Linked DNA regions of Homo sapiens: region 2 is linked to region 1. A link is a contact called in ENCODE Hi-C or POLR2A ChIA-PET data. All regions are on one chromosome and are shown on one strand. Each heading gives the region's core, a stretch centred on a gene start or an enhancer-like site at or near the end of the contact. The rest is flanking DNA. Distances are from core to core; before and after follow the strand shown.

Region 1 (3,738 bases), core at 1,139-3,638:
CTGGTATACTTTTAGGATAATGGATATCCAATAGAATTCTGATATTCCTCCCATGTGATTGGTCTACTGAATACTGATAGCCAAAGGGAATTTTGAGGAGAAATAATAGTCAGATGAGGAAAGGAACCTATGAGATCAGACTGATGTTATAAAATGTTTGTAAGAAAATGTCAACACTTTCTAATTTTAATAATGCTGTATAATGAAGAGAGAACACAGGACACAGATCCACAATCTGTTACATAGAATTCCAAAACCCAAAAGGTTATTTTTGAAATGTTGTTCACAACCTAACCTCACTGCAATGGCAGAATGCTGTTTATAGTCTTTATCCCACTTCATGTGAGTATTCATATGTTTTGCTGTGAAAATATCAATGTGTTTGATTACAGGATGATGCTTCAGACTCCACTGGAGCTGTTATGTAATTATGTATATATGTTCTGTATTACTGTATTACTTTCATTTTTTTTAAAAAATATGAATTTGGAATCCCGTCTGGTTCCAAGGATTTTAGATAAGTGATTGTTGACCTACATTAATTTATGTGAAGTGATTATGTATGTACGTAGCTTATGGTATTTTGAACACATCAGCCTTGATCTTTATGAGTACCAAAGGGATGAGATACCAAGTGTGTAGAAGTTAACACAGAATTAGATAGACGATTGCCTCAAAAACCAATGTGTATAAGTTAGGTTGAAACTATATCGTGTCATTTGCTTGGTAGAAATATGAATTCTAATTAGTTTAGAATTTATTTTTAGTGTTCTCAAGCACATGCATTTTTCCTGTTGAAATTCAAATTTTAGAAAAGAAGTGAAGGCTAAAGTTTGAAATTACAGGAAAGAGTAATCATATAGATGAGCTTAAGGCATGTATGTTTATTTAGGACATGCTTAGTCAAAAGAGTATAGGAGATGATCTGATTGTGTCTTTTATTCTCTTCTGAAATATAAGATAGTTGTGATTCTCATGAACCAACTTCTTCTGTAGCTTGGTCGCAAAGAAATTGCATTTTGCTCAGCAGTTTTGTTTTGTTTTGTTTTGTTTTTAAAAAAGCAAGTATCATCTTGTAAAGGCAACCTAATTTTCTCTGATCACCTAAACCACTGTCATATTATGCTATTTGTGCCTGAAATTTCCCTGAACTTTAGAAGAAAATATTATTTGACTTCTGCTTGTTAAATGCAGTAACTCTAACTCTTCTGAGCTAGTTTTGATGTTACAAGATGGCTTATATGATAGGGCAGTTATTAGTGACACCAAAATTATTCAGTAAAATTTTGCCACTATAAAGTTAAAAATGTGTATAAAGCTAGGTATTGAGGTCATCATTCTTTTCGTTTTAGAAAATAGATGTGATGGGTCAGTGAAAGTCAAGGGAGTCTATACACGTAAGAGTTCAAAGGACTGTAGAACTCATTGCATTCAACCCTCTTCTAAATTGAATTCCTTATACAGCTTCTTTAACAAATAGCTATTGTTTGAACACGTCTAGTAGAAGTTTACTGTTTCCCAAGCCTATTTAAATTTAGTGAGACAAAATTATTAGAAAATTCTAAGTTTATAGAAATTACACTGCTTATAAGTTATATTTCTTGATTATGACTGCCTTCCAGGACCATCTTAAGCAAGTCTCTTCTCCTGTGCTACTTGACGACTCTTTTGATACATGAAGACAGCTATCATGGCCCTCCTGAGTCTTGTTTTCTCTAGAGTAAATATCCTCTGTTCATTAACTGTGGCATTAAATATCCTCTGTTCATTCATGTGGCATTACTTCAACTCTTCAAACTGTGAATTTTTAAAAATGTTTTAGTTCGTCAATATCTGAATTAAGAAATCAATATTCTAGGTATAGCCTGATCAGTGGAGCAGTACTGCCACCTCCCCTACAATGGCTATAATGTTACTTCGTTAAGTTTAAATTATGTTTTAACTGGAAATGTAAGTTCTTCAGAGTAGAAAAGGAAAAAAGCTGAATATTTAAAACTTTTTTACAGACTCATGAAGGGAAACCCCAGATCCATAATTATAGGTCTTTAGGGAAGAAACCAACTAAAACAGTTTTGACAGGAGTTTAAGAGGGAGCAGAGGTCCATAAATCAAACAGCTCAAGCCATCAGAAGGAAAAGTGAAAGGAGGACAAGTGTGCATAATTAATTTAACCAAAAGCTGTGACGTGAACTCTTTCTCTCAGAAAATCAGTGAGACTAGTGTTTTAAAGGATGAACTTGGTTAACATATGGAGTTTTGTTTTTTCCTTTTATGACAAAGGAAGACAAAGCCAGCACTCATTTACTTAGTTTGGGCACCTCTAGTTAGAGCTAGTTTTGTTTGTTTTTTTGTTTTTTCCTTTTGTGATCCCAGCTTCTTCCACATTGACTCTGCCAGGAAATCAATTGCTTCTCGTGACTCATTCATGTTTCAGGTGGAATTTTTATGACTAATAGGCAAGCAGGCTGTGACGTGATTAGTTAAAGCTAGGTCAGATAGATTTCACACTCCATTAATTTATAAGCCTTTCTCATATGACTTTAACTTACTGTTTTTCCAGAATAAGAAAATTACAGGAAGAGATTAAAAAATTAGATATCAGATCTATTGCACAGAATGGTGACTTAATAATGATTGTATATTTCAGAACTGCCAAGTAGATTTTAAATGTTTTTACTACAAAAAAAAGATAAGTGTGTGAAGTGATAGATGTTAATTAGCTTGATTTAATCATTCTACACTGTAAACATGTATCAAAACATTTTGTTGAACCCAGTAAGTAGATACAATTATTATTTGTCAATTAAAAATAAAATTTGGCTGGGCACAGTGGCTCATGCCTGTAGTCTCAGCACTTTGGGAGGCCAAGGTGGGCAGATCACTTGAGGTGAGGAGTTTGAGACAGCCTGGGCAACATGGTAAAACCCTGTCTCCATTAAAAATACAAAAACTAGCCAGGTATGGTTGCACGCGCAGCTGTAGTCCCAGCTACTCGGGAGGCTGAGACACAAGAATCACTTGAACCTGGCAGAGGTTGCAGTGCGCTGAGATCGCACCACTGCACTCCAGCCTGGGCAACAGAAGGAGACTCCGTCTCAAAAACATAAAATAAAATTTTAAATAATTTTATGTTTATTTTATTTTATGTTTATGTTTATTTTATTTAAAATTTAAAAAATTTTAAATAATTAGACATTAGCTCTAAAGATTGTTCCTTGGTATAAAATGTAGGATTAAAGCCTACAAATAATATTGGTATCATTCAGGAAATTAAAGTGTAAATCTTTTTTGGGAAAAATTAGTCTTTGTCTTCCAATTAATGTTTCTTAAAAATCTCTGTTGGTCATAGTTCATACAGTTCTCACTATATAAGCTTTTATTTGGAAATAGTATTGCAAGTTGATACGAGTCTAATAGGACAGACTGATTTGGTCATGTAAAGCCTAAATGTCTGACAGACTGGTAACAATTGGTTGGCAAATAAGGTCAGTAATGGTTTGACATGGGAAAGTCAATTAACTTTATTTTTACTCAACATTCACAATTCAATTCAAACCCAATCTTTCAGTTACAGTTGATCCTGAATTGAGTTGGGCAAGAACATATGCCTAGATCCACACAAATTTATTCTCTAGTGGAATCTGGGAATGTCTCCTATTCACTCAACAAATGTTTACGCCATACCTACTGTATGTCTACTGTGGTAGGCTCTTGTGATTCATCGGTTAACCAAAGATC
Region 2 (3,766 bases), core at 482-2,981, 110 kb after region 1:
AAAGAAAGAAAGAAAGAAAGAGAAAGAAAGAAAGAAAGAGAAAGAAAGAAAGGAAGAAAGAAGGAAGGAAAGAAGGAAGGAAGGAAGGAAGGAAGGAAGGAAGGAAGGAAAGAAAGAAAGAAAGAAAGAAAGAAAGAAAGAAAGAAAGAGAAAGAAAGAAAGAAAGAGAAAGAAAGAAAGGAAGAAAGAAGGAAGGAAAGAAGGAAGGAAGGAAGGAAAGAAAGAAAGAAAGAAAGAAAGAAAGAAAGAAAGAAAGAGAAAGAAAGAAAGGAAAGAAAGAAAGAGAAAGAAAGAAAGAAAGAAAGAAAGAAAGAAAGAAAGAAAGAAAGAAAGAAAGAAGAATCTCCTTTAAATTAGAAGGAAACTCTTAGTGTACTGCAGGATTCCTTTGCTAGGCTGAGCCCCAGTTGTCTGAAAGTCATTTGCCCAAAACATTTAACACTAACTCCTGAAAAATTCTGTACATGCTAAGAAGATCTGAACCACTTAGTGCAATAGGAATCTGCTAAAAAGCACCTAGGATAAGGGAAAACAACATAGAAAATCTGTATTTCTTCTTCTTCTTTTTTTTCCAAGACGGAGTCTTGCTCTGTCACCCAAGCTGGAGTGCAGTGGCATGATCTCAGCTCACTGCAACCTCCCCCTCCCGGGTTCAAGAAATTCTCCTGTCTCAGCTTCCCAAGTAGCTGGGATTATAGGCACGCACCACAACGACCGGCTAATTTTTGTATTTTTAGTAGAGACGGGTTTTCACCATGTTGGCCGGACTGGTCTTGAACTCCTGACCTCGTGATCCACCCACCTCAGCCTCCCAGTGTGTTGGGATTCCAGGCGTGAGCCACCGCGCCCGGCCGAAAAATTGTATTTCTATTCACAATGAGACAGGACTATTAAAACCACATGTTTATTTTTGGAAACTCTAATCTTCAGTAACTCTCATTTACAGTTCAACCACAATATGAAAACCCTTTATTATTTTATATCCAACTTTTATTATAAAAATAATAAATGCCCATATAAATATTTGGAAAATAAAAAGTATAATAATTCATGTTTTTAAAGCCATAACTTCAACATCTGATGATAACCTCTGTTAATACTGCAATGCCTATCTTGTGTGTGTGTATAAAACAACCTTGTAATCATATCACACATAGTTTTATATTCTGATTTTTATCATTTATCACTTTATCTTATGGATTTCTCCACACTAAAATGTTGCCCATTAAAAACTTATTATTATTATTACTATTATTATTATTTTGAGACAGAGTCTCTGTTGCCCAGGCTGGAGAGCCCTGGTGCCATCTCAGCTCACTGCAACCTCCGCCTCCCAGGTTAAAGAGTCTCCTGCCTCAGCCTCTTGAGTAGCTGGGATTACAAGCACGCACCACCACACCCAGCTAACTTTTGTATTTTTAGTAGAGACGGAGTTTCACCATGTTGGCCAGGCTGGACTCAAACTCCTGACCTCAAGCAATCCACCTGCCTCAGCCTGTCAAAGTGCTGGGATTACAGGCGTGAGCCACTGCACCCAACCTAAAAAATTCATTTTAATTGGCTCATGATACTTCATTGTTTGACAGTACTATAATTTATTAAATGATTTCCCTATTGTCAGACATTTAGGAACCACACTACAATTTATGCCTTGACAATCCAACATGAAAAGACTGTTTTTTTTTTTTTTGTCTTGAAAAAGGAAGTAACATCATCCCGAAAGAAGCTGGTATTTCCTCTTCTCAACCTCTGGTTCTCTCTCTTCACTGTCTCTGGTTTCATATTAACTTCATTTGAAGGCTTCTTCTTTTGCTATATTAAAGAATAGGAGTGAGAAAAGCAGCTACCACCTAGAGAAACTCTGACCAAAGGAGTGGCAATGGACGATTAATAAAATGATTATTTTAAAGATAAGCTTTGTTCTTGTTCTTTATAAATTGCAAGTCATGGCTGAATAATCATTTTTAAGAATATGTGTATATTTTTAGCCAGTTTTGGTGGCACGTGCCTGTAGTCCCAGCTACTCAGGAGGCCAAGGCAGGGGTATTGCTTGAGCCCAGGAGGTCAAGGCTGCAGTGAGCCATAATGGCGCCACTGCACTCCAGCCTGGGTGGCAGAGCAAGATCCTGTCTCAAAAAAAAAAAAAAATATATATATATGTGTGTGTGTGTGTGTGTGTGTGTGTGTGTGTGTGTACACATATATATTCCTTTTTAAAATATATATATATATATATATATTCTTATTTTTAAGATGCTTTAGATGAGTCAGTGTTCTCCAGATAGATGGATCCAATAGGATATATAGAGACATGAGAGGGGATTTATGAGGGGAATTGGCTCATGTGATTATGGAAGCTGAGAAGTCCCATGACAGGCCATCTGGAAGCTGGAGACCCGGGGATGATGGTAGTGTGGCTTTGCCCAAGTTCGAAGCCTCAGAACTGGGGAAGCCAATGGTATAACTCTCAGTCCGTGGCCAAAGCCCTGCGAACTCGGGGCTGGTGGAGGAGGATGCTGGTGTAAGTCCCGGAGTCCAAAGGCCAGGGAGCCTGGAGTCCTGCTGTCCAAGGGCAAGAGGAGAAGGCCGTCCCAGCTCCAGGAGAGAGCATGAGACTCTGCCTTCCCTCTGTCTTTCTATTCTCTGTGGTCCACCAGTCGATTGAACGTTGCCTGCCCACACTGAGAGCAGATCTTCCCTGCTCAGTTCACCAAATCACAATCCAGTCTCCTCTGGAAACACCTCACCAACACATCCAAAATGATGGTTTACCACCTCTCTAGATATTTCTCAATTCATTCAAGTTGACACCTAAAATTAACCATCACACTTAGAAATCCCTGTTATGTTGGCTGGGCACGGTGGCTCACACTTGTGATCCCAGCACTTTGGGAGGCCGAGGTGGGTGGGTCGCCTGAGGTTAGGAGTTTGAGACCAGCCTGGCCAACATGGTGAAACCTCATCTCTACTAAAAATACAAAAATTAGCTGGGCATAGTGGCGGGTGCCTGTAATCCCAGTTACTCAGGAGGCTGAGGCAGGAGAATCACTTGAACCTGGGAAGTGGAGGTTGCAGTGAGCTGAGATTGCGTCACTGCACTCCAGCCTGGGTGACAGAGTGAGACTCCATCTCAAAAAAGAAAGAAAGAAAGAAAAGGAAATCCCTGTTATGTGAGTGATGAGTTATGAATTCCACAGAAGGCTGTGATTAGGTATCTGTTTTGATTTATTTGGGATACCCATTGGTTTTCTTTTTCTTTTTCTTTTGAGACAGAGTTTTTCTCTTGTTACCCAGGCTGGAGTGCAATGGCGCAATCTCGGCTCACTGCAACCTCTGCCTCCTGGGTTCAAGCGATTCTCCTGCCACAGCCTCCCGAGTAGCTGGGATTACAGGCGCCTACCATCACATCTGGCTAATTTTTTGTATTTTTAGTAGAGACAGGGTTTCACCATGTTGGCCAGACTGATCTCGAACTCCTGACCTCAGGTGATCTGACCCCGTCGGCCTCTCAAAGTGCTGGGATTACAGGCATGAGTCACCGCACCCGGCCTACCCATTGGTTTTCTTGTGACCTTTTGTATTTTTGTAGTAGGCATCAATGATTTGGAGTGGGATTGGTCCTCTCGTGTGTGTGTGTGTGTGTGTGTGTGTGTGTGTTTATTTTGAGACAGAGTCTCACTCTGTCACCTAGGCTGGAGTGCAGTGGCACGATCATAGCTCACTGCATTCTCAAACTCCTGGGCTCAAGCAATCCTCCCTCCTTACT

The links. A loop is a pair of places that touch in the nucleus more often than their neighbours do. ChIA-PET counts read pairs that join two places held with the same protein, here RNA polymerase II (POLR2A). Pooled maps may share reads with other maps.
Region 2: a pooled map shows a loop between it and region 1 (2.1-fold over the local background). The contact joins two enhancer-like sites. A Hi-C loop is called at or near these places in 1 of 50 pooled maps. POLR2A ChIA-PET finds 5 or more read pairs at or near these places in 5 of 52 experiments (GM12878, H1, OCI-LY7 and 2 more).

The regions. Positions count from the first base shown.
Region 1 is chr18:22,976,168-22,979,905 of GRCh38, forward strand. All of the region lies in intron 6 of RBBP8 (RB binding protein 8, endonuclease), which reads left to right. Among named protein-coding and RNA genes, the nearest start is that of RBBP8-AS1, 44 kb to the left of the region's middle. Within about 2 kb of position 2,389, at least 7 of the 41 ENCODE cell types and tissues checked have a DNase peak (open chromatin) inside an H3K27ac peak, as active enhancers do.
Region 2 is chr18:23,089,805-23,093,570 of GRCh38, forward strand. No RefSeq gene overlaps it. Among named protein-coding and RNA genes, the nearest start is that of CABLES1, 44 kb to the right of the region's middle. Within about 2 kb of position 1,732, at least 3 of the 41 ENCODE cell types and tissues checked have a DNase peak (open chromatin) inside an H3K27ac peak, as active enhancers do.